2 separate regions of the Homo sapiens genome follow, and region 1 is linked to region 2. The links are chromatin loops, found by intact Hi-C in ENCODE. Cell type or tissue: PC-3. All regions are shown on one strand. Each heading gives the region's core, and the rest is flanking DNA. Links, peaks and the distances in the headings are about the cores only.

Evidence for each region. Hi-C counts contacts between places; a loop is a spot of excess contacts. Peaks named below come from ENCODE experiments on the same cell type or tissue, not always from the same donor. Only the 100,000 strongest peaks of a DNase experiment are listed, where the experiment ranks them.
Region 1: a loop joins it to region 2, with 2.6 times the contacts of the local background. A loop is called at or near these places in 1 of 110 quality-filtered maps.

Annotation. Positions count from the first base shown.
Region 1 is chr1:64,378,767-64,395,036 of GRCh38, reverse strand. LOC105378774 (a long non-coding RNA gene) reads right to left here. Exons shown (of 3, transcript XR_947460.4): 2 at 12,276-12,374; 3 at 11,466-11,717. LOC124904732 (U7 small nuclear RNA) reads left to right here and starts at 10,578; the gene lies at 10,578-10,639. It also overlaps the pseudogene RNU7-62P. In PC-3, for the core only: no CTCF peak of the experiment used is centred there; no DNase peak of the experiment used is centred there.
Region 2 is chr1:64,476,096-64,492,365 of GRCh38, reverse strand. The region is part of intron 1 of CACHD1 (cache domain containing 1); the gene reads right to left. Among named protein-coding and RNA genes, the nearest start is that of CACHD1, 14 kb to the right of the region's middle. In PC-3, for the core only: no CTCF peak of the experiment used is centred there; a DNase peak (open chromatin) is centred at 7,485; H3K4me3 peaks cover 387 bases; H3K27ac peaks cover 986 bases.

The sequences.
Region 1 (16,270 bases), core at 5,255-9,254, 97 kb after region 2:
CCTTCCTCCCCATCTGTAGATTTATTTTAACCTAGTCAGAGTTTGCAAATTTACTTTTTTGTTTTGTAGTCATAATCCTTCTGGTTGTTTAAACATTATTCTTTATTTAAATGATTACAATGATCATAGGTGCCTCTTCTACTGTGGCTCCTGCATTTGGTGGATTTTCGAGTCATGTGCTGTATCCCTTAAGTACTTCTGAGCTTTAGAACATGGAAGTACTTCTATGTTGCCCTTATCCTTGAATCATCATTTGGCTGGGTATAATATTTTTTCTTTCCCACAGAACATTAGAGACATCATCCCATTGTCTTCTAGCATTCAGTGCTGCTAGCCATAAAGTAGGATGATGTGTTTTTTTTTTTCCTCGTTTGTAGACCCTCCACACTGGGGCAGGGTGGAGACTGGGGGGATGTCCAAATTCACAGGGAATTCTAGAATTTTTATGATTTCACCTGGAATTGTTTTTATATAACTTGGTCTGTATCAGTTTTTTTAGGGATTCAATAGAATTAAATTTAATTTTTTCTTTATTTCAGGAAACATGTATTGCATTATATTCCTGACTATTTTTAATGTTTTATTTGACAGGTTCTATTATCATTATCTCAATTATTATCATGTCAGATCTTCATTATCTTTCATATCTATCATTTTCTTCTAGTTACCTTAATCTCTTTGCCTTGTTCTTTTACATTCATGTTGATGATTTAAAGTGTTTTAATATTACATTAATTTTCTTTTTACTTTTTCTCTTGTTGGGTTTCTAATGGTATGATTTGGTTTCTTAATCTGTCTACTTAGCTTTGCATTTTCTTCATTTTTTATTGTGTGTCATATTGTCACTGAACTCTTCTTTTATTAAACTCATAGTCTTATCAAATCCTTTGCTGACATAAAGCACTATGGCACGTTTATTCACGTTGCTTGTGCTATATTTTCTCAAGAATGCTACATATGTTTTTCTCTTTTGCATGATATAGTCTGTCTTTCTTTCTTTTCTTTCTTTCTCTCTTTCTTTCTTTCTTTCCTTTCTTTCTTTTCTTTCCTTTCTTTCTTTTTCTTTCTTCTTTCTTTTTCTTTTTTTTTGTGATGTCATGTATTTACATACTTACCATGCTCTTTCTCTCTTTCTTTACATTTGTACTTTGTCACTCTTCCCATCTTCTCTAATGCCAGTTTCTTTCATTTCTCTGAGCCATAGTATGAGGACTAGGTTTTGCATTCCATCCACTTTGCTGAGGCCTAAAGGCTCAGGAATCTGGGAGTACTAGATTTTCGTAGGGATTGATTATAGCCCTTCTGTGGGACCTAAGCTCTCTTTTTTTCTGGGATCCCATTAATTCTTCTATACTAGGGTCTCCTTCACCCTGTTAGAGATGTAACCCATTTCAGTGTCCTTTTGAACAATTCTGCAAAAACAGCACAATCTCTGACAAATAAAATCCTGGTGGCCTTGCCCAACCCATTAATGTCCTAAAGTCATGTCAAAATAGTGGAAATAGAATAATATAAACCCCACTTTGGGAAGGAAAATATGAAATTAGAAATAGAAGGTCTGTCTTCAAGAGTGATAATAGCCTGATTTTTTTTTCATACTTGTAGAATCAAGAATTTACAATGAAGAATTCTCTTTAAGAATCAAATCAGCTTTGAGAGAGAATTCTGTAGCAAATTACTTACATAAAATGTCTTTGCTTATAAAGGTACTGTGCTATAAATTGCCTTTTCTGTGCTGATAAGAAAGCTGAAGACTCTGGAATGTTTAATATCCAGGTTGCAAAACAAAATAACTCACATGGCGACTGGTCATGTTGAGGCAAAGCTCTACAGTAACATGAAAATTAACCATGTATGTTTTTTAATCACAAATAACAAAGATTTCCCATTGATTTTCTTGATATTTAATATATAACTATAAGGACTTTTTGTTGTCAAGTTATTTTTCTAGAGTTCTCATTACTCCTGTGATACATAATCCCTTAGCCTCAATGTTTGAATAGACTTCAAGATTTTGAGAAATCTTTTATATAATTACACAAAGTCATAAAGTATGGCTAGTGAAAAAGGTAACGATGGTTCACAAAATATACATATTATTAATTATTTCAGATGTAAATACATTTGCAATGAATTCATTATGCTTTGTTTACCTCTGTTTTGTCATAGCTTTCCAGGTCTTGTTTTCAAACACTAAAAATATCTCAGAATATTTTCTTGTGTTGAAACATTAATTTACTCAGCTGATTCTCTCGGAGTAGTGGTTTATAACAAGCTTGTTAAAAGTGTTTTTGACAGTTTCTAAACCTAACCCCAACATGAATCCAAGATGGATCAAAACAGACAGAATGTTTGAAGAGAGAAAAAATGTCACAACAAAGATAGCTTTGATTCTTCTATAATTAAATAGTGCTATGGATTGAATTAAACACACACTATCCTAGGCTGAAGTTGAGCTGATTTCTTGTGCTTCAAAATCAGCCAGAACCCACTATCTGAGAAAAAGAAATGAATAAATGATGTTGGTAAAGAAATAGTTAATTCTTTGTCAGCAAATGGGCTTGCCTATCCTTGAGATAAATTGAGCCACATGAAGGTTGTACTTCTGTCATAAAATGTGTGTGTGTGTGTGTGTGTGTGTGTATTCTAGTAGAAGTGAATTTTTAATCAGATTAAACTGTCTGAATAGGTAGTCAGTGTGTGAATTCCCCGCCCCCACCTTTTCTTATGCTAATGAAGATGTGGTGTCAGTCACTCTTGGCTTGTGTTCCTGCTAGGCAGTTATGAGTAGTGCGACCTTGGACAGGTTATTTAACCTCTTTTGAGCCTGGGTGTTCTCAACTGTAAATGTGTGGTAGTGAGAAATAAAGGAGTTAATATGTATAATAAAAATGCTAGGCATTTTGTAATATGTATGATTGCTATACTACTGCTGAGTTTCTAGCATATTTTGAAGACATAGGTAATGGCTAGAAGTTGGCAAGGCTCAGGGGTCTGCACATATAAATAAGACATGGACCCTGCCTCAATGAGCTTACCATCTGAAAGGTAAGAGAGCAATGGTGACTAGCAGCTAAGAGAACACATGACAGTCACCTGTAAAAATGGCAAACTTGTTTACCCAGGTCAATGGCTTATACTCATGGCCAAAGGATCTTCTTGAAATAATAACTATTCTCTCTTCCATGAATAATTTACATAATGATAAAAGACTACTAGATGTGACAAAATGGTAAGAGAAGAAGGTGAACACAAAGAGCACATATTGAGGACATAGCAGAGTGGTGGTAAAAGCCAAGATAATTGACATTAACTGGGTGAACATTGACTTCGTTCTTTGCAGAGTATATTTGTGAGACTTTGGGCAAATGACATTCTCTTTGGACTTCAGCTTTCTAAAATAATGCTAATGGGGGTTGGAAGGGAGGTGGGATGGTTAATGGGTAGAAAAAATAGAAAGAAGAATAAGACTTAGTATTTGGTAGCACAACTGGGTGACTATATTCATAATAATTCAATTGTACATTTTAAAACAACTAAAATCATATAATTGGATTGTTTGTAACACAAAAGATAAATGCTTAAGGGGATGGATATCCCATTTTCCATGATGTGATTATTATGCATTGCATGCCTGTATCAAAATGTCTCATGTGACCCACAAATATATACCCACAAAAGTTAACAATTTAGAAAAATAATAAAAATTAAAAAATAAAGTAATGATAACAAAAAGCTTTTACTGAGTGCTTCCTGTGTGCCAAGCATCAGGAGAACCCTCAAGCTGCCTTATTAGATAGGTACTATTATTTTCCCTATTTTACATCTGAGAAAATGGAAGCTCAAGGAGGTTAAGTAACTTGCCTAAAATCACACAGCCAGCAAATATTTCTGCTGTTACTTTCATGGAGGCAGCATGACTCCCAAATCTGTGTTCCTAATCCAAAAAACATAAACTTGAAGATTTCTTTCCCTTTAAATTTCATGTTCTGAATGCAGTGAAAATGCAATTGGCTCAATGATTTTTAATAATGGGAATAGTTTTGGAAATTTTGTTGACCTAAACAAAAATGAGTCTAAACAGTGGAATGTTTAAACCAGAGTCTCTTCTCCTGGTTTCTGTCCCCTCTGAACTTGGAACCATACTGTTGTCAGGATGGGATCTCAGCATGGGTAACTTTGCCTTCAGGTACTTTAAACAATGATTTCTGCTAATTATGTTCATCTGGATTCTCCTAGGCACTAAATTCCTCCCATAGGAAAAATTTACTTTCTTCTTAAGGTTGTTGAATTACTCATTAGTTCCCTGGCACAAAAATTTACTGAATGATAACCGGATGACTTTCACAGTCATGTTTTGTTGTTATTTAGACCATCATTAATAGAATGTTTCTTCCTAGAGAGTATTTTAAACATATCCTTATAAAAGTCCCATTGAGTAGATATTATTAATATTGTCTCTATTTTCAACTGAGCCCCAGGGAGGCTGATTAACAAAGATGACTGAGGTCACAGCTGCTCCCTAAGGAAATTTACATTTCTGGAAAATAGTTAAGAGTTGCCGCTAGACTTTCAGTTATGCCAACTGCTCTATCTAACCTCCTTCTGCTATGACCCCTCCCCACTGTTGTCTGTATTAAAGGACATAGGAAGTACAGGTATATCTGTGATGTCCTATTTGATAGCTTTTCCAGAAATGTGAAGGAAGTAGATAGGTGATGTAAACTCTCACATAGACCTGCATGCACAAACAAGAACAAAAGGGCCATTAAGTGAGGGAGTGGGGAAATAGAGTTAAGAATTTAAGGCTGGGCACAGTGGCTCACGCCTGTAATCCCAGCACTTTGGGAGGCCAAGGTGGCGGATCACGAGGTCAGGAGATTGAGACCATCCTGGCTAACACGGTGAAACCCTGTCTCTACTAAAAATACAAAAAATTAGCCAGGCGTGGTGGTGGGTGCCTGTAGTCCCAGCTACTTGGGAGGCAGAGACAGGAGAATGGCGTGAACCCAGGAGATGGAACTTGCAGTGAGCCGAGATCGCGCCACTGCACTCCAGCCTGGGCGACAGAGAGAGACTCTGTCTCAAAAAAAAAAAAAAAAAAAAGAGAATTTAATGAGAATACAGTTCAAACTATTTGACTCCTTATAGACTAAATAGGCAGTTGATTAAAATAATATTCATTTCAACCAATTGATCTGGACTTTTTGTAGACTGTTGAAGTCTCATGAAAACATAAAACAAGATTGTTGCACTTTTAAAAGTCTCTATCAGACTTCCTTCAGGCTCTAGGCTCATGATAATGATTGGAATAAAACTGGTTTTGACCACAATGAGATATCATCTCACACCAGTTAGAATGGCAATCATTAAAAAGTCAGGAAACAACAGGTGCTGGAGAGGATGTGGAGAAATAGGAAGGCTTTTACACTGTTGGTGGGACTGTAAACTAGTTCAACCATTGTGGAAGACAGTGTGGCAATTCTTCAGGGATCTAGAACTAGAAATACCATTTGACCCAGCCATCCCATTACTGGGTATATACCCAAAGGAATATAAATCATGCTGCTGCAAAGACACAGGCACACATATGTTTATTGCGGCACTACTCACAATAGCAAAGATTTGGAACCAACCCAAATGTCCAACAATGATAGACTGGATTAAGAAAATGTGGCACATATACACCATGGAATACTATGCAGCCATAAAAAATGATGAGCTTATGTCTTTTGTAGGGACGTGGATGAAGCTGGAAACCATCATTCTCAGCAAACTATTGCAAGGACAAAAAACCAAACACCACATGTTCTCACTCACGGGTGGGAATTGAACAATGAGAACACTTGGACACAGGAAGGGGAACATCACACACCAGGGCCTGTTGTGGGGTGTGGGGAGCGGGGAGGGATAGCATTAGGAGGTACACCTAACGTAAATGACAAGTTAATGGATGCAGCACACCGGCATGGCACATGTATACATATGTAACAAACCTGCACATTGTGCACATGTACCCTAGAACTTAAAGTATAATAAAAACAAACAAAAACAAACAAACAAACAAAAAACAAAAAAAACTGGTTTTGAATGGAGCTCCTGCTAAACAGATGAATGGTGGGAGCTGGAAAGTTACTGAAGGACAGCCAGCTTTTTCTGCAAAACCACACAGCAATACACAAAGCCATAATGGTAAAAATTGCGTACATCTGAGAAGAAGGTATAAACTAACATGTTATGGGGAAATGAAGAGGGCTTGGGAGAGAGAGGAGGGTCGGAGATTAAAAGAACTCCAGGGATGGAGCCAGAACCCAAAAGAAACCAAAGAAAAAATAAAAGTAAATGCTAAACAGCTCCCCTTACAAATGACTTTCACATGCATGGTAAGAAGTGAACTAAAAGAAAACAAAACCAAGAGATATAATAGACACATTATGTAACAAGGATTACTAAGGAGGGGCTAAAACAAGAAACAGACTTGGAATAATTTGGATATGGAAAGTTTATGCAAGAGATAGACACAACAGGCTAGGGGGAATTATGCCAACATGGGTCAAGGCGGATATTGTGTCTGAAGGGAGAAAGAATGTCACATAATAAATAAGTTGGCAGTGGGACAAAATATGTTTGGATGGAAATAAAAGATAAAAGGAAACTAAGACTAATAGGAAATTATTATAGACCATCTGGGTCAGATAAAAAGGCAGCTCAGAATGTTTATGCAGATAAGGATGCCCAAGAAAAATACAGTATGGTCTGGGATAGTAACATTAATATCATATTACAGCAAAGTGATATATTGGTTACATTTCTGGAGAAGACAATGGAATTGATTACAGTCTAGTTTTGCAAATCTTTTGGAGGTCAGAAACCTAGAAAATGGCTAACAGAGAAGGATTCAGAACAGTTCAGGGCAGGCTGTCACCAGACAGACATCCATCCCTAACATTCAGTGGTGTCAGAGAAGACTTGATTATCTCACTCTTCCTGTCACACCACCACCCTGGTGACCTGCTGCAATTTGATGTTCTCTATTGACCCTGCCCTCATCATCTCAAAGACTTCTTCCTGCTCCAGACCCTCTCGCTCCTACTCCCTTCTTCAAGTCCAGCTCTTAAATTCATGCAGCACGGTGCCCTCATAAAAACATAATTGGCCTATCCCAGCAGCTTCTGGCCATTTGCCTGGTCACAGGGCTTTGGTCTGGAGGTTGTAGCCAGACAGCCTTGGAAAATGGGAACCAAAAAGAGACAATAGCTGAGATTTTGGCCCACTTACTCCTGGACCCTTGAACTGCAGTAGCAATGACAACAGCATCAAGCAAACTGTATTGTTTTTGTGTGCAGTGACAACCTTACTGACTGCCAGACAAGGTGGCCAGAATTTTGAAAACTTTAACAGCAGGGCTGTTACAGGCATACCTTGGAGATACTTCCAGTTCAGTTTCAGAACACTGCAGGAAAGTGCATATTGTAATAAAGTGAGTCACAAGAATTTTTGGTTTCCCAGTGCATATAAAAGTTATGTTTACATAATACTGTAGTATATTAACTGTGAAATAGCATTATGTCTAAAAAACAATATATATCCCTTAATTTTAAAATACTTTATTGCTAAAAAATGCTAATGACCATCTGAGCCTTCAGTGAGTTGCAATCTTTTTCTGGTGGAGGGTCTTGCCTTGATGTTGATGGCTGCTGAATGATCAGGGTGGTGGCGGCTGAAGGATGGGATAGCTGTGACAATTTATTAAAATAATACAGCAATTCAGTTTGCCAGATCAAATGACTTTCCCTTTCGTGAAAGATTTCTCTGTAGCATGTGATGCTGTTTGATAGCGTTTTACCCTCAGTGCGACTTCTTCCAAAATTGGAGTCAGTCCTCTTAAACCCTAATGCTGCTTTATCAACTAAGTTTACGTAATATTCTAAATCCCTTGTTGTCATTGCACCAATGTTTATAGCATCTTCACCAGGAGTAGATTCCATCTCAAGAGACCACTTGCTTTGCACATCCATAGGGAGCAACTCCTCATCTGTTCAAGCTTTTTTTTTCTTAGATGGAGTCTCACTCTGTCACCCAGGCTGGAGTGCAGTGGCACGATCTCGGCTCACTGTAACCTTGCCTCCCGGGTTCAAGCAATTCTCCTGCCTCAGCCTCCTGAGTAGCTGGGATTACAGGCATCTGCCACCATGCCCGGCTAATTTTTGTGTTTTTGTATTTTTAGTAGAGACGGGGTTTCACCATGTTGGCCAGGCTGGATCTCGCACTCCTGACCTCAGGTGATCCACCTGCCTCAGCCTCCCAAAGTGCTGGGATTACAGGTGTGAGCAAGTTTTATCATGAGATTACAACAGTTTAGCCCCATCTTCAAGCTCCACATTTCTTTTGCTATGTTCACCACATCTACAATTACTTCCTCCATGGAAGTCTTGAGCCTCTCAAAGTCATCCGTGAGGGCTGGAATCAGCTTCTTTCAAACTCCTGTTAATGTTCACATTTTGACCTCCTCCCATGAATCCTAAATGTTCTTAACGGCATCAAGAATGGTCAATCGCCACGAAATACTATGCAGCCATAAAAAGGAACAAGATCATGCTCTTTGCAGGGGCATGGATGGAGGTGGAGGTCATTATCCTTAGCAAACTAACATAGGAACAGAAAACCAAACATTGGGCCGGCTGCAGTGGCTCACGCCTGTAATCCCAGCACTTTAGGAGGTAGAGGTGGGCGGATCTCGAGGTCAGGAGATCGAGACCATCCTGGCTAACATGGTGAAACCCCATCTCTACTAAAAATACAAAAAATTAGCCGGGCATGGTGGCAGGCGCCTGTAGTCCCAGCTACTCGGGAGGCTGAGGCAGGAGAATGGCATGAACCTAGGAGGTGGAGCTTGCAGTGAGTCGAGATTGTGCCACTGCACTCCAGCCTGGGCAACAGAGCAAGACTCCATCTTAAAAAAAAAAAAAAAAAAAAAAAAAAGAAAGAAAGAAAACCAAACACTGCATGTTCTCACTTATAAATGGGAGCTGAATGATGAGAACCCATGGGAGGTACAACACACACTGGGGCCCTTTGCGGGTGGGGAGGGAGAGCATCAGGAAGAATAGCTAGTGGATGCTGGGCTTAATACCTAGGTGATGGAATGATCTGTGCAGCAAACAAATGTGGCAAATGTTTACCTATGTAACAAATCTGCGCATCCTGCTCATTACCCCTGAACTTAAAATAAAAGCTGAAGATTTTAAAAAAAAAGAAGTGAGTAAGGAGCCCCCATGGCTGGCTAGATCCGTTCCAAACCTGTCAGGGGTAGCTTCCCAGAGATGGGCATGCACATTAGAGAGAAAAAGTATTCTTAAAATGACCCCATATGGTAATTAGCTATTCAAGGGTCATGCATATGGACTACATATCATGCATGTACTTAAAATTATGGGATAGAGGCAATACATAAGTGCACAAGGGCCAAAGTAATGAAGCAACCCACCTATCAATCAAAAGACAGAACTGGCTAGAGATTAGACAGCTAGGGAAGAGAAGAGAAAAAAAAAAACGTATAAAAAGACACAAGCTACACCAGACTGGGCTGATCTCATTTTGCAGAGGTGAGTTCACAGTTCACTCTCCCCTTTGAGAGTGTAATACTGTGTGTAATAAACTTTTGCTGCTTTGCTTTGGGAAAAAAAAAAAAGGAATGGCGAATGCTTTGGTTTTAATTTACTTTGTCCATCAGCGGAATCACTATGACAGCTACAACCTTATGAAGTGAATTTCTTAAATAATAAGACTTGCAAGTAAAACGTACTTCTTGGTCTATAGGCTGCAGAATGGACGTTGTGTTAGTGGGCATAAAAACATTAGGTCAGGCACGGTGACTCACGCCCGTAATCCCAGCACTTTGGAAAGCTGAGGCAGGTGGATCACCTGATGTCAGGAGTTTGAGACTAGCCTGTCCAACATGGCGAAACCCTGTCTCTACTAAAAACACACAAATTAGTCAGGTGTGGTAGCATGCACATGTAATCCCAGCTACTTGGGGGGCTGAGGCAAGACGATTGCTTGAACCTGGGAGGTGGAGGTTGCAGTGAGCCGAGATTGTACCACTACACTCCTGCCTGGGTGACAGAGTGAGACTGTCTCCAAAAACACAAAAACAGCATTAATCTTCTTGCATATCTCCATCAGAACTCTTGGCTGACCAGGTGCATTGCCAATGGTCAGTAATATTTTGAAATAAATCTTTTTTCTTTTTAACTGTAGGTCTCAACAGTGGGCTTAAAATATTCATTAAACCATACCATAAACAGATGTGCTATCATCCAGGCTTTGCTGTTCCATTTCTAGAGCACAGGCAGAGTAGATTTAGCATAATTCTGAAGGGCTCTAGGATTTTCAGAATGGCAAATGAGCACTGATTTCAATTTAAAGTCACCAGCTGCATTAGCCTCTAACAAGAGAGTCAGCCTGTCCTTTGAAGCTGTGAAGCCAGGCATGGACTTTTCCTCTTTAGCTATGAAAATCCTAGATGACATCTTCTTTCAATAGAAGACTGCTTTGCCTACCCTGAAAATCTTTGTTAGTGTTATAGCTCTTTTAGAATTTGTCTAGCAGGTTTTCTGGTTTTCATCCAAAAACCCCCATGAAGGGGGGGAAAAAAAGAGGAAAATCTGTTTAGTGTAGCCACCTTCATCAATGACCTTAGCTAGATCTTCAAGACAACTTGTTGCAGTTTTTACAATAGCACTTGCTACTTCACCTTTTCTGTCATGGAAATGGCTTCTTTCTTCTAACCTCATGAACCAACCTCTGCTAGCTTCAAGCTTCTTCTGCAGCTTCCTCACCTCTCTCAGCCTTCATAGAATTGAAGAGAGTTAGGCCCTTGCTCTAGATTAGGCTTTGGCTTAAGGGAATGTTGTGGCTGGTTTGATCTTCTACCCAGACCACTCAAACTTTCTCTATATCAGCAATTATGCTGTTTCTCTTTCTTATCATTCACGTGTTCACTGAAGTAGCACTTTTAATTTCATTCAAGATCTTTTTCTTTGCATTCACAAGTTGGCTGCTAGATGCAAGAGGCCTAGCTTTCAGCCTATCTCAGCTTTTGACACGCCTTTCTCACAAAGCTTAATCATTTCTAGTTTTTGATTTAAAATGAGAGATGAGGCCAGGCATGGTAGTTCATGCCTGTAATCCCAGCATTTTGAGAGGCTGAAGCAGGTGGATCACTCGAGGTTCGGAGTTTGAGATCAGCCTGGCCAATGTGGTGAAATCCTCTCTACTAAAAATACAAAAATTAGCCTGGCATGGTGGCGGGTGCCAGATACTCAGGAGGCTGAGGCAGGAGAATCGCTTGAACTGGGGAGGCGGAGGTTGCAGTGAGCCAAGGTCGTGCCACTGCACTCCAGCTTGGGTGACAGAGCGAGACTCTTTGTCTCAAAAAATAAATAAATAAATAAATAATAAAATGAGGGATGTGTGGCTCTTTCACTTGAATGCTTAGAGGCCATTGTAGGTTATTAATTGGCCTAATTTCAATATTTTTGTATCTTAGGTAATAGGGAGGCCTGAGGAAAGGAAGAAAGAGGGGGAAGTCGGTCGGTGGATCAGTCAGAACCCATCCAGCATTGATCAGTTAAGTTCACCATCTTATATAGGTGTGGTCTATGCTGCCCAAAACAATTACCACAGAAACATCGGAGATCGTTGATCACAGATCACTGTAACAGATATAATAATAATGAACAAGTTTGAAATATCGTGAGAATTGCCAAAATATGACAGAGACATGAATTGAGTATATGTTGTTGGAAAAATGGTGCCAATAGACCCGCTCAGCGCAGCGTTGCCACAAACCTTTAATTTGTAAAGAAATGCAGTATCTGTGAATTGCAATATAATGAAGCGCAATAAAGCGGAGCACAATTAATATGGTGTGCCTGTGGGTCCTCACTTCATTTCACCTTCTCATCTGGGTTCAGAGCCCTCTTCTTTCACTGCACATATCATTGCTGTGTTATAGATGAAGAGGGCTGCATCCCACTCTGGATTTCAACTCCCCGAGGATCGAGATTGAGTTGCTTATGGCCCTCTTGCCAGAGATTAGCATCCTGTCTAGTAATTATGGATGTTCAGTTATGATATAGAGTGAATAGAATAATTAGGGAGTAACTGGAAGGAATCAAGTTTTAAATATAAGATTTCTGTTATAATGGCAATAGGGGAGATAATTTGCCAAAAAGGCTGGTGGAGTGGGAGTGGATGGCAAGGGATGGTACCTGTCTGGTGTCCTTCAATTCAATCTGGAATTCCCTCCGCTTCTTACATGAAGACCAGTCCCAGGCATGCTGTTCTGATCCAAGAGTTAAAAGTACATCCTATGAAGATTTGAAAGATAAATGATTCCGGCATGGATGCCCCTTGTCTATTTTTCTTGTCACTTCTATGAAAATGTCAAGTTACCTGGGAATCAACTCCTCTGGGCCCCCTATAACACCTAATGATTTTGAATGGAATCTTGTAGAATATTTATGTCTTAAAAAAATAGAGCGAACGAGCCTAGGCAACATGGCAAAACCCTGTCTCTACAAAAAAAACAAAAATTAGCTGGGCATGGTGGTGCACACTTGTAGTCCTAGCCACTCAGGAGGCTGAGGTGAGAGGATCGCTTGAGTCCAGGAATTTGAGGTTGCAGTGAGCCATGATCACACCACTGCACTCCAGTCTGGACAACAGAGCCATATCCTTTCTCAATAATAATAATAATAATAATACATAAAATAGAATAAATGTATTGCAATGATCTCAGCCTCATTAATAACATGTTCTAACCTAGTAGTTCCCAAACAGCTATATTAGAATCATCTAGGGAGTTTAAAAAGGAAAAAAACCAAAACAGATTCCTGGTTCCAACCCTGGCTTTATGAAGTCAAACTTTCTATATGGTATCAAGGAATCTATGTTTTAAATCATTAGGTGTTTCCAAAGAATACTTTGATTTAGAAACTACTTCTTTGATCAAATTAATTTCTTAAACAAATAAAGGGCCACTTATTTGGTTTGTGAATGTCTCCAATGAACATCTGTACTATTTTTAGAGACAATAAAAGTCACAGAAGACAGGTAGAGTTAGTAACTAATTAGTAACTACAGTTCTTTTAAATGATAATTTTTTCTCTTATGTGGGCAATTACCAAATAAAATTCATTACTATTTAGCTATATCTCCATTTAGCCTGTATAATAATAATGATCTATTAGTTTGTCTTTCAATAGTGCTTATTAGTGGGTTCGATATATATAGGTCAGTGTGTCGAACAAATTACCCTCAGAAGCAATTATCAGTTCTTTATGTTCTTGCTTAAGGAATTGTTGGATATGACTGGTGTGATTGAGGGATGTGAAATAGAGGTGATGAAGGAGCTTCTTCAAGATTCCAGGAAATTCAGAAAGGAAGAGAATACGGACTGTTTTGAAGTTGATTCTAACAAACCATTTGCCTGCAGTTGAAAGGTTTTGCTATATTTTTTTGAGTAAATAACTGTGATTTGGAAAGGGACACAGTAAAAAAGATTTTAAAATCTCCACCTTCAATGAGTTTTCTGTTTCTTCTGGGAGATAAGTTATGCAGCCATAATTTAAGGTAAAACACAATGTGCTATAGCAGAAGTAAAACCAAAAGTGTTCTAAAAAGGTGAAATTAGCTTAGAACTATGCTAAAAAGACTAATGACGTGCTATCAGAGAGCAAAACACATTATGAAATTACAGTAAATAAGTGTTTGTGGTATCTGTACAAAAATTAGACAGATAGGACAGGAAGAGTCCATAAAGACTGTATTCTATACAATCATTTAAGAATAAAAGAGATAAATCAGTGGTGAAAGAACAGTTTATTCAACAAATAGTTATTAAAACATTGCAAAGCAGATTTAGATCAGAATGAATTAGATTTTTCTGTCGTATCATCACTAAGATCTAATTATTAAAAGTGATAATACTCAATATTAGCAAGAGTATAGTGAGATAAATACTCTCTTATACAGCTACTGGGGATACAAATTAGACTAATCTCTCTGGAAAGCATTTTGTAATATGAATTAATACATTTTAAAATATTCACAATCTTTTAATAGTTCCACTTATATGCATACACATACACATATGTATGTATATCTATGTACATGTATGTGTTCACAGATATACATATATACACACATATCCCTAAGATTGTGAAATTTCAGTTAAATTCATTTATAAAATGGTCACTATAGTGTTATTTATGATGGTAATAAAATTAGAAAATTCATAGTTGATTAGGACAATTATTAAGTAAATTGTATTACTTCAACACAGTGGAATAGGTCTGTTAAAAGTTATCTGTTGGCAGTTTTTTATTGATATGTTCGATAAAAAAGGTAGGATACTATCACCTCAGTATTCAAAACATAGAAAACCAACCAGCTGGAAATATATATTCCAAAATGTTCATCTTGCTGTTTTGGAATTATGGGATTATGGGTGTGCCCCTCCTCTTTCCAAATTTTCTGCAATCTACATTTTAGAGTAGTTTCTTGACATTCACAGGTGATGTATCTGAAACAGTTGCTAATCCTCAAATGTGAATACTTTCACTTTCTCAGACTTTAGTTCTGTCTATTGCAGCACTGTCTCTTTATCATCAGCACTGTCAGTTGGATTTCTTCTCACACAGAATATTTTTGTTACATCCTTAAAGCTACTATATACTTGGTAATGAGAAGAGAACAACAGAGCCACATTGAGCTCAGATTCTGGTCTTGCGGTCAGCTAGCAGTAATAGCAGTAGAGAGCAAATACTTCCCTTTCTAAATGTCCCCTTCCACGACATTCAATTAATAACAATAACAATAAAAAGAATTATTTGATATGGACAATTGACATTCTCTGATTCTAATATAAAGAATGAATACATGTATCTTAAGAAAATGTTGCTATTTTTCTTGATCAAAGTTAACGTAATGTTGGCCAAGCAAGCCCTAAAAGCCAGATTGTATCCTCTAAGTCCCTCCTATAGAGAAATGTAGGAGGCACCGCTCTGCCAGCCTCACTCATCAATAAGCCATTCTGGTTTTGCACCATCTGCAAAGAATTCATGATCAAATTCACATCAAAGCAAAATTACCAACTACCAGGTCATAGAACTTAGGTCTTTTTCTTGAGTAATTAAACTGAGGAACAGTAAGTTTATTATGCCAAAGTCTATGTTAAAATTCAAAGGTAAGGGAGAGCAATGGAAAGAGAAAAAAGAAATTAATTTGATGTGGGATGGTGCAAGTACGATTTTCATTAAGTATTCACAGGTGCAAATGTAATTTTATTTCTCTACGACTAAAAGTAACTATATCCTCAGTCTTCCCCAGCCCCAGCCCCACAAATTCTTAATCTGAAAACAAAACTTTCAAAATTATTAACAGAAGGTGGATTGATAATACAAAGACTCTATCATGGCAATATTCTTTCTTCCTGTGGTAAATCTGAAAGGTTAGTTTTGTTTGATCCAAGTTGTTCCTGATTTTTTTTTAAAAGTGGCATATGACTTAGGTGAAAGGGGAGCAAGTACAGTATGACTGGAGCATATAATATGTGGGTCAGTGTAAGAGGTAGTGTTTGATTTTAGTGGTAAGAAGGAGGTAAGACTAGAAAGGTAGGTTGGAGTTAATCAGGATCCAAGTAAAAAAAAAAAACCGAAATATTTCTAGATATTTTAAACAGAAGGAATTTAATACAAGGAATTGGTTACATGGGTAAGGGAATGAGAGAGAGAGATTTATAATAAAAAGGGGGTGGAGTGGTTAGTAAACAACAGTTTAGTAACTGCATGAAGCGACTACAGTTCTTAGGCCTGGGAGACAAAAGGATGAATCTGGTGTTACCGGAGTCCAAATGTGCAGAGAAAGGCTGTTTGGCTATGCTAGAACTCATGGCTGTTGCCGCTACTATGGAGATAATGTGGGTTGCGGAAGGATACAGCCACTTGCGGAGGAGTTCTAGAAGCGGATAAGAAGGAGGAAGAATGGATTCTCCATCTTTTTATTTTCTACGTCCTGCCAGTGTCCTCTACTGGCAAAAAATAACAACAACAACAACAACAGCCAGTTGTCAAGGAATTCTGGGAAAAGTAGTATGTAGACCCTCAGGTTTAGAATTACAGAGCAGAATAAAGAAAAGTTGATATGGGCTAAAATACTATAGGTCTAAACTGAGAAATGTCAGTAAGGAATTTGGACTTTTAGA
Region 2 (16,270 bases), core at 5,918-9,917:
CTATCAGAATAAAGGCCATCCTTCCCCGTATTTTTCTCAAGTTATACAAGTGCCGTTATTCTTCAAGCAACAAAGAATTCCACTAGCCTTTTGCTAAGGATAAAACATTTCCAAAATATAAGTTGTTTAAACTGCAGGTATAGAATAATTTCTTCAACTGTCTTCTTTTTCCCAAATGAATAATGCTACCTAGATGAAAACAATTTTTTTCTTCACCTTTTATTCCAAATTTCTTTTTTTAAAAAAAGCTTCCATCTTTTAAAATTCAAACAGAAATACTGAGGGAAGTTCCAGTTTCAAACCATCTTTTGTCAAGAAAAAAAACTAGTGAAAGGTACTTTCAGGAAATCAAGTACAGTATATGATTTCAACACAGCAAAGCTAGTGTCTCACTGTTAATTTTTATTAATAAAAAAAAAACAAAAAACAAACAAACAAAAAAAACCGCTGGGTGCAGTGGCTCACACTTGTAATCCCAGTACTTTGGGAGGCTGAGGTAGGAGGACTGCTTGAGTCCAGGAGTCTGAGACTAGCCTGGGCAAGACAGTAAGACCCTGGCTCTACAAAAAACAAAATTTTTAATTAGCTGGACATGGTGGTGCATGCCTGTAGTCCCAGCTACTCAGGAGGCTGAGGCAGGAGGATCACTTATGCATGAGAGGTCAAGGCTGCAGTGAGCCAAGCTGGGCAACAGAGGGTGATATGGTTTGAGTCTGTGTCCCCACCCAAGTCTCACATCAAATTGTAATTCTCATGTGTCAGGGGAGGGTCCTGGAGGGAGGTGACTGAATCATGGGGGTGGATTTCCCCCCTGCTTTTCTTGTGATAGTGAGTTCTTGAGTTCTCATGAGATCTGATGGTATAAAAGTGTGGCACTTCCCCCCTTGCTCTTCTTTCTCTCTCCTGCCACCATGTATAAGGCATGCCTTGCTTCCCCTTTGCCTTCCACCATGATTGTAAGTTTCCTGAGGCCTCCCCAGCCATGCAGAACTGTGAGTCAATTAAACTTGTTTTCTTTATAAATTATCCAGTCTCAGATAATTATTTATAGCAGTGTGAAAACAGAGTAAAACAGAGGGAGATCATTTCTTTAAAAAAAAAAAAAGAGAGAGAGAGAGAGGAAGCAGTCCTTGAAGAAAGGTACTGCTTTTCCCAGTGCTTTGGGTTAGTTACTATATACAGGGACCCTGGCATTCATGGACTGCATGTTTATAGTTTGGACCATTTGAGAGCAACCCCTGACCAAATTTAAGCAGGGTAACAAATTCTAGACATTATTAATATTAGTCATATCATACTGGTCTCTCGATTTTAGACAGGTTCAATTATTTATTTACTTTTTCAAAATTATTTAAGCAAAGATTTTTCTAGATTTTTATCTTTTAATTTTTACATGAGAACCCCACAGGATGGGGGGTTTTCTGAAAATTAAAGGGCAAGAGTTTTCAGTCCATGTTTGGAGAGAGAAAATGTTGCTCTGCATCTATGTTCCCACCAGCATTTGCTGACTTCCCTGAGAATAAAAGGTTATAACTGAAAAAGCATGATACAAAGTACTTTTATATAAATTCTTGCTTTTGGTCTTCACTACAACCTTTGAGGTAGGGTAAAATCCCTATTTTACAGATCAAGAAATTGAGGCTTGCTGAAGCCAAGTCACTCTGCCTTTGCACGACTCCTTTGTAATTGTTCTTAAAAGGCAAGCTATTTTTGAAACTCACTGAAGGGAGAACATGACATTAGCAAGGCATTGCACCACCCACAAAGTACATTCTCTCCCCTCAGATGTCTGAAGGGTACACACATCTTCTGAGAAGACAGAAACTCATCAGCTTGAGGAGAAAATGCCAAGTTTAAAGTGAGGCTTGTTAGAGAAGAAGCTATCACAGTTTATTAAATTAGCTTTCTCTCCCAGTGAGTGTTTGATGTAAATGGCAAGGGTTCGAAGGTCAAACAGGAAGAAGTATGTGCTTTAATTTCTCCCCCCTAGAGGTGCATGAATGTTTTCTATTAACGAAAACCCTGTAGCCAACAAATCCTAGGCTTGGATCAAACAGCCCTCCATCTTTTAAGTTATAACATCACAAGGAGACATTTCAAGAGGAAACCATGCCCAGTCAGACCTGCAGTACCAGAGAGAGGGCTGCTTCTGCCCTTTGGGAATTTGAAAAATATCTTCCTTTTTGCTGAAAATGCTTAGTGACAGACAAAAATATCCCCAAATAGTTATTCCTGATCGGTGGACAGGGGCGACATTGAAAGTGGGCAGGGGCTGAGATGGAGCTATTTGTACCTCTGGCCAAGGGAATTAGGTAACTTTGTACAACTCCCTTTGGCTAAGGCAATTAGGAATGGACATTCTGTCATCCAGCTTGGTCCACTGGGGTATGTATAAGTTAGGTAATAATAGCCAGTACTTAACTTGTGCTTAGCATGGTATGCAGTGCATAGTAAATGCTCAATAAATAGGAACTAATAATATTATAACACTTCCCCTTTTCCTCATCCTTAATAACAGGAGATTCATCCTCCTCATCTATCATCCCCACACACCCAGGACTCTTCCTGGCTGCTCAAATCTAGAAGTGAGGAGTAGAGTATAAAATTCTGAAGACTTAGCATTATGTATCCTCACATGAAGAAAAAGCAAACACTTCCTGAGACCTCTGGCATCAGGCATTGTGCTAGATATTCTTACAAACCTCATCTCATTTAACTCTACAACGACGGTGGAAACAGCCCTGATTTTTACAGTAAGAAACCTGAGGTTCAGAAGGATAGCAAAAGAGCTTGGATTAAAATCCCATTTCTCCTAAACAGGCTTTTGTGAGTTGGCCTGAGAGCGGGGTCTGCTTTTATAACCCCTCTATGTGAATGTTGTTCCAGACAACAGACTCTGAAACGAGCTTTGAAATCCAGACTCTTTGTAAACTGGGGATTCCTGGAATCATCCATATCTCTCGCCTCCTTTGGGGAAGGTCTCTGCACTACTTAAAAATGGCTTTTAGTTTGGAGGACTCACTCCTTCTTCAAAATCACATCCACAAAGCCCACAAAGGTAAGCATTCCTGGGAGATTGGAAAATGGAAAAAGTCTCAGGGCAACTGGCAGCTCAGTTATAAGACGGAAATAAAAAACCAAGTTGAAGGTTTATAGAAAACACACAGAGGAAGAATGAAGCATAGTAATTGTTTACAGGCCACTCGTGGGCTGTCTAAAAATGCCATAAATAAGAAATACAGCTTGGGACAGACTAGCTTAAAAAGAGTTAATCCCTGAAACACAATCCTCCAGGGAACATGACCCATGGGCATCCATCAAGCAAAAATCTCCACCATTGCTTATGAACAATCTCCCATGATTTCCCAGAGCTGACCCTCATCCCCTGCTGTTCCCAGCTTGCTTACTAACTAATCCCCCAGTAGAATGTTCACTCCAGGAAAGCAGGGCTGTATTTGGTTGACTTTTCTATCCTAGGTATCTACCAGAGTACCTGGCTAGTAACAGACTTTAAATATATGTTAAATAATTATTTAGTTTCTTATTTATTTAATTTTCCTGGTTAAATTGTTTCAACATGAGAATCATTTCTAATGTTTTAAAGGTGTTCTACAGTGATGTGAATGCTTTGAGGAAAAAGACATTTATAGAATTCTAATGTGATGATAAAAGTAAGAATAGCTCAATGTTTATCTACACAATTTTGATCTCAGTCTTGTAACTAAGAGAACCAGTGTATGAAAGTCAAATTCTAACGAAATGGAAGATACTTGAATTCACTGGATAAGACACACAGCTTGGCAGGCTGTATGCACAATGTGTATTGAAAGAAAGAATAATGGAGGAACATACTGTTATGTTAGTAGACCTCCCACCTCTTCATTCAATGTCAGACATTTTGGAAAATAGTACCACAATACTCTCACTTCAATAATTTATGAGCAAAAAACACTAAATGAAAATTCAACAAGAAATTTACCAGGTTACATGCAAGTCCTATATAATCTTGATTTGCATCAAATAGAAGACAAATTTTTATGAGGAAGATAAACTCAAAAAGGATGTTTTCATACTTCACCTCAATAATATTTTACTATGTCATAATGAGATTCTCTGTACAATGAATTCTCTATAACTGTCCCGAATAGATTTTAATTTTTTGGGAACTAGAAACCTCTCAAAAATCATTTATAAAAATCATGTATTTTAGTTTCACTAATTAGATGAAACAATTGCAGGCTGTTTAAAAACCACATCCAAAAGTACCAATTCTCTTTGTAACTTTTCTCAGTATCATCATAGAACAGACACAGCCAACCAGAAATTAGAGATGGACAAACAGAGATTGGTCAAAGAATTGAAACTTACAAAACATAAATCATAAAAGCATCTACCACCAGCTACTTAAAAACCCAGTTCTATCTATAAAACATATTATATTTTGAAGCTGTATCTGTAGTAATATGTTTGTAAAATGTAAACCCCACCAGCATGGACAATTCCAAACCACAATCACATCACCTCACAAAAAGTTGAAATTATATTCAAATACATAAAGTATTAGAATTGCCTTCTAAACTAATTGATTTGAATTCTTCTACTAACCAAATGAATTAAGCAGTTCCTGGCACTATGGTTGACGTAACACCACCATGCATTTCCTTTGTTTCATGTCTGTCTTGAAATTAGGTATGGCAGGTGCTAAGTAGATAATCAGTTACATTTTTTTTTTAAAAAAGGAGGTCCAGCATAACCAAGACACTAGCCAAAATGATCAAAATCATTCCCTGTAGTCTACTGCCAGTGGAATGGTAACAGTGATAATTGTAGTAAATATTGGTGTCACCTCTCTGCTATCCAAATCACTGGATTGTGTAGGTCATAAAATGTGAGTAGAATCAACCCAGCTCTAGGAGCTTTGGGCTCTAGGAGTAGGTCCTGATTGGCATAAACTAATGTAATCCCATTCTCTTGTATTCCACTAAGGTCCAATCAGAGTGAGCCCAAGGCATCCTTCAAAGCCTGGGGGGAGAAAGGTGCCCTCTTCTACTGAATGTACTCATTTTACTACAGGCAAAACCAGCCTGAGGATAAACTGACAGCCAGGGGGTGACAGAGCCAAGAGAGTAAGAGAAAAAAATGGAACCAGCCAGAGGGATCCTTCTAAGCAAAAGCCAACTCCCTTGCTCTTGTGCCTAAAACCCTCCAGTGGCTTCCCATTTCAGCCAGAACAAAATCCAAACTTGTTCTCCACAGTGATCCTATCCTCGCTCATCTTCCTTTATTCCCACCTTTCTTCAGTGCCTTCTTTCAGCCCTTCACACACACTGATCTCCTTCCCTCCACAGGTCTCTGTATGCTTTATTCCTTACTCCAGGTCCTCCTAGGCTGCTACCAATCATCATTCATGCCTCCACTCAAATATCAGCACCCCCAAGAAGCCTTCTTTGAACTCCATGTTAACCTACTTTATGTCCTTCACAGAACTGGTCAGGGTCCAACATTACATGTACTTAGCATTTACATGTTTAAATATTTATCTCCCTCTTATAAGAATGTAAGCTCCTTAAAGGCAGGGACTCTGTTCTATCCATCAGTGTGCTCCCAGCTCCCAAAGCTGTGCTTGTGCATAACAGAAGTTCAATCTACAGTTTCTTGCAGATTGACTAACTAAACCCAAGATTCTACACAGGCCACATTGACCCAAAAATCCTAAATAATGCTTTGTTTTTAGCTGAAAACAAGAACTGCAAAACTCACAGCTCTCTTGAAGATTTCTATACACCCTGGATTACACTTTATTATTTCTAATCCTGGATGTCATTATTATTTAAATAATAAAAGCAAATTTCCTTTGAGAACAATGTCACTCGAAAGAAAATCAATTTGTAGTAGCAGAACTTAGTCCACATCCGGAAGATAAAAAACACATCTGAATACGTGTGTGTGTGTATGTGTGTGTGTGTATGTGTATGTGTGTGTGTGTGTGTGTGTGTATGTGTGTGTGTGTGTGTGCGCGCGCTCTCAAAACTTGACAATAAATGAATATGTGAAAACTTTTTTGGTTATGGAAATGTTATAAAACCAGATAGTGGTGCTCATTGCATAATGCTACAAATTTAATAAAAATCATTAAATTATTTAAAAATCGATAATAAACAGCCCAATTTAAAATTAGCAAAGGTTTTGATATTTCACCAAAAAAGATATACTAATGGCAAATAGGCACATGAAAAAATGCTCAGCATCATTGTTCATTAGAGAAATATTCACTAAAACAACAATGAGATACCATTTCACACATTTTACAATGACTTATATTAAAATGACAGATTCTACCAAGTTGTGGTGAGGCTGTGGAGCAACCAGGACTTTCATACATTGCTGGTGGGAATACAAACTAATATAGCCCCTTTGGAAAATAGACTGGCAGTTTCTTATAAAGTTTAACATACACTTAACATATGGCACAGTAATCCCACCCCTAGAAATATGAAAACTTACATTCAACCCAAAACTACTATTAAACCCTGAATGTTTAATAGTAGATTTGAAACATCAAAAAACTCCCAGCCTAGGCAACATGGTGAAACCCTATCTCTACAAAAAATACAAAAATTAGCCAGGCATGATGGTGCATGTCTGTGGTCACAGCCACTCAAGAGGCTGAGATGGGAGGATCACTTGAGTCCAGGAGGTGGAGGCTACAGTGAGCTGTGATCATGCTACTGCACTCCAGCCTGGGTGACAGAGCAAGACCCTGTCTCAAAACAAAACAAAACAAAAAACTACAAAAACTCAAATGTTCTTTAATTAGTGAATGGGTAAGCAAACTGTGGCATATCTGTACAACAGAATGGTACTCAGCAATAAATAGGAATTAACTACTGATACATACAACATGGATGAATCTCAAATGCACTGTGTTAAATGAAAGATGCCAGACTCAAAATGCACACCATAATGTTTCCATTTATCCTCTTCTGGAAAAGGCAAAACTATAGATATGGAGAATATATCGATGGTTTCCAGGAGTTTCAGGTGGGGAAAGGACTGACTATAAAGGAGCAGCATCAGATAATTTTGGGGGGTGATGATACTGTTGTATATCTTGACTGTGGTGTTGGTTACATGACTGCATTTTCAAAATTCATGAAACTTCAACAAAAAGTGTATATTTTCACTCCCATTAGGATAGCTACTGTAAAACAAATAAACCAAACAAACAAAAAACAAGTATTGGTAAGGAGGGGAAGAAATTAGAACCCTTGTGCATTGCTGGTGGGAAAGTAAAATGGTACACCCACTATGGAAAACAGTACGGCAGTTTCTCGGACAAACAGAATTACCATATGATCTAGCAATTTCATTTCTGGGCACATGCTCAAAAGAACTGAAAGCAGACCCAAACAGATATTTGTACACTCATGTTTGTAGTAGCATTATTCACAGTAGCCAAAAGGTGGAAGCAAGCCAAGTGTCCATTGATGGATGAATGGATAAACAAAATGTGGCACATATACACAATGGAATATTATTCAGCCTTAGAAAGAAAGGAAATTCTGACACATGCTACGCATGGATGAACCTTGAAGACATTATGCCAAGTGAAGTCAGTCACAGAAGGACAAATGTTGTTTAATTCCACTTTTATGAGGTACCTAGAGTAGCCAAATTCAGAGAGATAGAAAGTAGAACAGTGATTGCCAGGAACTGGCGAGAGGGAGGAATGGGGCATTATTGTTCAATGGTACAGAGTTTGGGAAGATGAAAAAGTTCTAGAGATGGATGGTGATGATGGTTACACGACAATATGAAAAGTATTTAATGCCACAGAACTGTACACTTTTGGCCACGCCTAAAAGAGCTACTGGGAAATATACCTGAATTGAAGAGGAATAAGAACCCAAATTCCTCCCTTCACATCACCCTTCTGCTTGTATGCTGTCAGCCGCCTGGCTTTCTTTCAGTTCTTAAACTACACCAAGGTCCTGTCTCTCAAGACCTCTACAAAGCCTCTTCCTTCTGTTGGAATGCTAGACCCCCTAAACCGCTCCCCTGGTTGGCTCCTCCTCCTTCTGCCAAGTCCCCTCCCAACCTCTCCGTTGATTGGTTCCTCCTTCTACTAGGCCCCCAGCCCCTCCCCTGATTGGCTCCTCCTTTCCATCACTGCTTCAGATTCCCTTTTAGAGTTGTCGCTCCCGCTAACCCTTGTCCAATAATGATTTATGGGGTACTTCTAAGTGCCAAGCACCATTCTACAGGAATATAGCATTGAACAATACAGTGCTTACCTGTGAGAGGTTAGGGGGCATGACGAACACTAAAAGAAACAGGGTAGGAAACAATGAGGAAGGGCAAGGGACGGTGCTGTTTCAAAGAGGGTTGGCAAGGATACTTCTTGCTGTTCCCAAGCAAGAGGAGCAGCAAGTTCAAAGGTTCTGGGTCAGGAATGTGCTTGGAGTGCTGAAAGAACAGAGTTATATGCAAGGGGGGGGGGGAAGGTAAAAGATAAGGTCACAAAGGTGGCAGGGGCCAGATCACATACAGCTGTGAAGGCCACCAGTAATTCAGGATTTTACTGAGTCAGATGAGAACCTTTAGGGAGTTTTAAGCAGAGGTATGACATCTGACTTGCATTTCTAAAAGATCTCCTTGGCACTTTTTTTTTTTTTTTTTTTTTTGGTAGAGACAGGGTCTCACCATGTTGCCTACACTGGTCTTGAACTCCTGGCCTCAAGGGGTCCTGCCACCTCGGCCTCCCAAAGTGCTGGGATTACCAAAGTGAGCCACCACACCCAGCCCAGCCTGCCCTTGGTACTCTTTCTAAAGGCCCCATGTTTCCTTCAAAACATTACTCAAAATTTACAATGTATATTTATAAGATTATTTGTTTAATGTCTATTTCCCCTAGCAGGCTGCATATTTCATAAGAGTAGGAACCAAGTCTCTTTGTGACAACATAAACTCAAATCCAAGCATAATACCTGGCACATAGTCTGTGTTCAATAAAGATTTGTGAAATGAATTAACTAATGAAGTCTAACCTCTAGGATAAAGCAGCTTCAAGTATATAGTTTGCAAGTACACAATCATTTTTGTATGTTTTACATTCCTAAATGTAGCCCAACTTTCTCTAGGTGAATATATTAAACATTAGAACCAACTAATACTTAGAGTCTACTTAGAGTCCTAATGTGCTTGATACTGTAGCAGATACTTCTACTCACCTGAAACATTCTTAATCTTTAGTAGCAGATAAAGACCCTAGACATTTCCTGGTAATTCTAAAGTAATGAAATGGACACATTAAACACAGTAGTAAAAGCTAAATTTGTAACAGTAACTACTAAAAAGTTACAAAGTCTACCATTTAAGGGCTGCTGGGCAATGTCTGTGGTCTAGACATTTTTTGAGTCCTCATGATGTGACACAGACAGGGGTAACCATACCAGGACTACGCAGATGAGTAAGTCTGTGTTCTTTCCTGCAAGAGCTCATGCTCTAATAAGTAATCTCCAGGATGTTTTACTGCTTGTAACTCTTGCCTACATTTGTTATCTGAATATGTGCAAATAATGTATTTGCCTCTTTTATGGTCATCTGAAATTATACTATCTCAAGTTTAAAACACTCCTAACAAATGTGTTTGGTTCATAATTAGCACACAGGCTAACCCCCCTGAAGACTACAGAAGTGGCAAATTTCCCCTTTTCATAAATGGTTCAGTGAAGCCAATTCTGGATCAAATAGCCAAGACTGCAACAGAAAACAAACAAACAAACCCAATCTATGTTCTCCAGGTTTTCCCCCAAAACCACTCAGGGCAGCAACAACAGCAGCAACAACTCTGTGACTAACAGTCCCCTAGAAAGGGAGCAGAAAAAGCGGCAAAAAGCACTGGCTGTCTCCTGCAGTGGCCAAGGGCAACTCTTGTTCAGGCACCACCAAGCAAAGTTATGGAAACCAACCCATTTCAGCACATCCTGTCTTTGGGCTGTCATGAGAAATATAGGCTTTAGAGAGAGCCAATCAATTAAAGCGGATTGTGTTAGAACAAAGAAGGCCAGTATTCTGGCAGAGGCACACGGAGTAATCCAAGTGGGGAAAAAAAAAATCCCATGAAGTTTCATGTGAGTTAGCAAATGATAGAGGATGGACAAGAAACCCAACAGGTCTTTCTACACCTCTAGTCCCTTAGAAATGAATGCAATGATCACAGAAAAACTCTTAAAATATTTAAATACACAGACATATGCTACCAGTAATACAGACATGAAAATATCCTGAAACCATTTATAAATATTATACATTTATATCAGAGATGATATACTTCCAATTTTCTTCTTCAAATATCTTTTAATGGTAATATACAGCACAGTAATTGCCATGGGTTCACGGCTTCTCTGTAATATATTTTTTCCTATATAGAATCCTTACCTTATTTTCAAGTGACATGGAAATAAAACTACTGTAAGCTGGTTAAATTTTTATATATAGAGTCAAGCAGACTGATGAATCTATATTTCAGCATATTTATAGATCATTAATTTCCAGCAATTTGTTTTTTGAATTAAGATTTTATTTAAAAGAAAGCAAGAAAAGTTGGCCACCATATACTAGACTCAGTTTCTGTTTTTCCTTAACATAAGCCTTATCAGCTCTGCCACAGCTGAAGTGATTCCAAATTGCTTTATGACACACTTGGATTTTCTCCTGCTAATAATTCCTCCTTCCTGCCCATGACTGGCAGGCTTCTTCCACACTGCAGTAATGTGGGACAGCTAATTATCTACCAATCCACCTTGCTATTCCATACTTGGCGACTTTTATCTGCACAGGACAGCTGCACTCTCTGCGTTTGAAGTAAAATGTCAGTCTCTGCTAATGCAACAAGACTTACATCCCTAATGATGTGTCCACACTTTGAAGAAACAACTCAAAGCCTAATTAAAAATTCAGATTCATTTTCACTGGTTTGCCAATTTTCACCGTCCTTCCACCAGGGCCTTGAATATCTTTAAAAATACTCCATGCAAAAATAAAATAAAATGAAAATCCAAGGGGAAGCAAGAAAAAAAAATGCTGCCGTCTTGGGCTTTGACTGCATCTTTATAATAACTGTTATGGTTGGAAGAGAACCAAGACATTATCATGTACAAGATAAGAATTTACTCCCCTGGCTTCCACTCTACAATTACAATAAAGCATACTATATCCAGAGAAATATGGACCATAAGCTACTTTTTACATTCCCCACTCTGGTGTTTAGGTGTTGGAACTTTTCAAACTGTAATTAACTCTGAAATCATTTGACTGTGCAAATCTGAAGTAGAGAAAGCTACCTTTGAACTCAGAAAAAAAGAGGGCAAGGTAAAGAAACATTTAAATGACATTTAGTTTGTTCCATCATCAAATTAAATGAATGATTCCTCCAAAGTAGTAATCCTACTGCAATTTTCACCCAAAAAAAAAAAAAGGGAGAGAGAGAGAAAGAAACAACTTCATATCCCCTTAATGACTAGGGAGAGAGATGTAGGTCATAAAATCCAATTTCAAAATAGAACTTTACCTGAAAATTACAGGTGGAATTTTCTTCTGTGGCTTTTACATAAACAAACACAAAACAAAGTCATTCCTCCTCTAAAGTATTTTTAAATAACTTACCTTTTCAGTAAAAAAAAAAATAAAAAAATAAAAATTGTTTGGATGGTACTGGTTCGCAATGATAGTTATTGACCACTTACCTTTGCACTTAAAAAAAAAATCTAACAACATTCTAGTAAGTCTAAGAATTTTTTAACTTTCTTCACTGGCTCACTGACTTCTAGGTATTTAACAACTTAAAAATCTAGTCAGCTGTCAAATGAGACCATCAGCTTTAAGTTTACAGCCATTAAATCATTAAGCCAAACTTTCTTTTCAAAAGAGGAATGTATACTACTATGTCAAGTTTTCTTTTTCATTCTAAGAGAAAAATGCGGAAAAAAAAGGGGCCCCCACAGTATAATATCACGAAAAGGGTCAAAAAACAAGAGTCTAAAACCAAAACATGAGTTCTGAATCTGTCACTTACTACTGGTGTGCTCTCCAGAGAGCCACTTCCTCGCTGGGCCTCAGTTTCTGTAAAATGAACATTTGTAAAACAAGCAGGGCAGATTTGACTGTCTCTCTGGTCCATCCCTGTTCTCATAGCAGCCAGTGATCTGTAGATCTGAGAGGTCAGGGAGAAATGGCAGGCCTGATAAGCCTGGATTTGCACAACTCCACAGGAGGGACCACACTGGGCAGCCAGCCTGTCTTTGGAGCAGAAGCAGGGAGTCCACCTTGCAGGCTCCAACTGGACTTGGGGAGGCAGAATCCAGAAATGTAGCAGGCCTTGGCAACTGGTGACTGCTGAAGTGTCTGAGTCTGAAGTCACTTTGGCTGAGTTTTCTAGGTTCTAAGCTTTCTCCAGATTTTTGTTTCTTCTCCTCAGAGCACACCACCTCCAAATACAAGGAACTTGGGCACAAGCAGCAGCTAGTTCCCAACTCAAACACTGATAAGCTACTGCCAGCCATATTGAAATAGAGGGGAGAACCTATTTAAGAAGTAGGCAAGCAAAGGGAGAAAAACAGCATACTGGCCACATGCTTTGAGCCCCAATCCAGTCCTGCCCAAAGATCTACCCCAGACACTTCAACCGCATAGGGTGGTAGCTTCCTTTCTTGCCAGTGTGAGTTGAGTGTTCTGCTGCCCGCAGAACAAGTCTTTACTGACATGAAGGATCCAAGAAACAGCCCCCAGCTTGACCTCTGCCTATTTCTCCCACCTCTATTTATGCCCTTTCTTCCCACTAGTTCTCTAAACTCCAAAACCATAATGCCATCTTTCCACTCATCAAAGGTGCTATGCTTTTCCTCAAAAAGGAGCCTTCTGGGAGGTCCACTCTTTCACTAACCAACTCCTAATTCATTCCACTTTCTTAGGGAGGCCTGCCAGAATCCCTCTGTGCCCTTAAATAGGTTAACATCCCTGACACTTTCTCCAAGCATCCTGAACCTCCTCTCATAACATTCATTACATCAGAAATTAACTGATGGGTAGGTATCTCAAACCTAACATAGTGCCTGGCACCAAGTAAACATTCATCTGTGTTGAAGTCATTATGATGACAAGCTCATATCTCAAAGCAATCCATTCTAGAACTCTTCTATCAGAAAGTTCTCCTTTGTATCACAAAGAAATTGGCTTCCCCATAACCTGCACACAAGCACTGCATTTTCTTTTTGTAACCCGCTGAATAATTCTAACCCAGACACTGCAAATTGGTGGCCTTTGGCCCTATCCAGCCTGCAGACATGTTTGGTTTGGCCCACATAGTGTGTTTTTCTTTTTTTTTTTTTTTAAACTGAATTAGTTGCCAAAAATTTAAAGATATTTTATGGAAAAAACAGACACCCAGCTTCTCATAAAAAACAAAGTCATGTGACAACATTGGACCCACATGGCTACTGGGCAACAGAGTAACTGAGTGGTCCTGCCCCCCTTCACCCTTGGCACATGTCCTCCAGCTTGCAACATCCAGCACCACTCCCTGCTTACCTACACCTGGTCCACTTCATTCATTGTGTTGAACTGACCTCTAGAAACATGAATTCGATATAGCAACCCTGGGTGTACTCTAGATCCCATATTTTAGCGTTTATTTCTATATTGTCTTGAGCCATCCAAGTTGGTTTAGCCTCTCTGGATAGGACAGAGCTCTGGGGTCTTAGGGGGAGGCACTGGATGTCCTGTATCACTCTCAGCCTCCCTGCAATAAGGAATCCAGTGAATATTTGCTGACAGACTGATCAGAAGACATTATATATTAGTCCAGCTCTTCCTCTTCAATCTGCCTCTCTTCTCTCCCAGTTACAGCTATCTCGCTTAGTCCTTTTCTGACTCTTGTCTCTTCTGGAAGGGGGAGAGAACAGGGACAAGCAGTAGATGCAGTTCATATTGCAGTAGTCCAATGTGTGTGCCTAGACTATATGCCAGCCTTTAAGAAAAACAAGGACCCTCCCAGTCTTGTGGAGAAAGCCAGGCATGAAATCAAGGGCCAGACAGCACAATTAGGGACAGACCCAGAGGAGCTTCCCCAAAGAAGCTTGGCATTACAACTGGAAGGCTGGGGAATTTGCTGGGCAAAGGTATTAACTAATTTGTAAAAATCTAGGAGAGTCACCAATGGTTTTATTCAGGCACATCATTGTTAAAAAATGTAGCCTAAACAACCTCCAAAATATTTATATTTATTTGTGAATTGTAAATTTTATATACTAGTGTACCAATATATTATACATATTATAAAACATTACAAATATAGAAATTAAATAAGGATACAATAAACATGTCATAGATGAAATTATGTGATATTTGGAATTTGCTTCAAAATAATCTGGGGGGGCCGGGCGCGGTGGCTCACGCCTGTAATCCCAGCACTTTGGGAGGCCGAGGCGGGTGGATCACGAGGTCAGGAGATCGAGACCATCCTGGCTAACAAGGTGAAACCCCGTCTCTACTAAAAATACAAAAAATTAGCCGGGCGCGGTGGCAGGCGCCTGTAGTCCCAGCTACTCGGGAGGCTGAGGCAGGAGAATGGCATGAACCCGGGAAGCAGAGCTTGCAGTGAGCCGAAATTGTGCCACTGCAGTCCGCAGTCCGGCCTGGGCGACAGAGCGAGACTCCGTCTCAAAAAAAAAAATAAAATAAAATAATAATAATAATAATAATAATAATAATAATAATAATAATCTGGGGGGAAGAGCAAGTGGAGGCAGAGGTAGAGATGAAACCAGCCTGACCATCAATTAATAACTGTCTAAGCTGGGTGAGAGGTATGTGGATATTCATATGCTATTTTATTTACTTTTGTATATGTTTTTAAATCTTTGTAGTTTAAAACTAAAGAAATAACTATGACTAGCCAGGTCTAGCATTTTCTTCAGAAAGCCCCAAGCATGGCTTTGCACCACATCCAAAGGTCCGTGAACCATATCTTAAAAACCTGGGGGCAGAGGATTGACCATATTGAAATCTGCAGGTCTACAAATTAGATTTCAGTTTCATTCAGGCTTAGGAGCTACATGTTTACCACCTTCCCGGTTCTGTGCCCTGGCACTAAATGAACTGCTCTCATATTTACATTTCTGTTTATTGACTGCTCCTACCTTAGGCCCTGAGCTAGACACTTGGTTATCCTTTAAAATATATTTACTCCCATTAGCTACATGAAATACAAAGACACTAAAGTTCAGAGTGATTTAATAACATGACAGAAGTTACACAGTTAATAACTAACTGGCTGAGTCAAAATTCTTGTCCCTGTTGTCCCTTCATATTTTGACTTTCAATAAATTCTTACTCCAAGGTCCAAGCATATCTAAAATAAATCCCACTCCATCTAATACCAAAATTCCAGAGTTCTGCAAGGTTCCTGCCTGCTCATCCACTTAAGCTCAAGGAAGGAACTCCTCAAGCAGCAACCAGAAATAGCAGCAACATGTTACTAAGTGTAAAACCATCTCCTCTCCCTCCCCCAAGCCCTTCCAGACTCAAGTACTATTGGCAGGAAAAACATAATAAGCACAAGGAATAAGGCCAGCAAAGATAGGCATTAGTGAGAAGGAAGTCCAGGAAGTGCTAAGCACAACAGAGACAGTTTATCAGAAGTCATTCAACATGCTTTTTCTTGGGCTCATTCCTGACAAGTTCAACTCAGAGTCATCCGTCAATGGACAGTTTTCTTCTATTCTAAATATCCATTTTCAAAAGAAAGCAACACAGCAGTTTTTCCACTAAGGCTTATATGGTACACAAGGCGTAGAATCAAATCACATTATTTGCATATACAGGTGATTTTTCCTTCGAAAATATTCTATATTGCGTAATTACACATTCAAATCATTCTAAACCAGCCCTGTCCTGTTATGATGCATGTGATTTAGAGGAAATTACACATCTTACCAAACATGACTGCAAATCAGCTTGCAGTTATAATAGAGCCAGCAAGATATTTATGTCCAATAACCACAGAAGCTCTAGGATAATGGCCAAAGAAATGAGACATGGGAGCCATATGAAGGGGCACAGGAGTCAGAGTCCTGTTCAGGTGTTCAAGATACACGAGCTACCTTGTCCAGTGCCACCAAAGGAATCAGAAACATCTAATGAACTACTGATTTGGCTACCCTTCATGTGTGAAGCTGCTGCTGCTGCTGCTGCTGCTGCTGCTTCCTTCAGG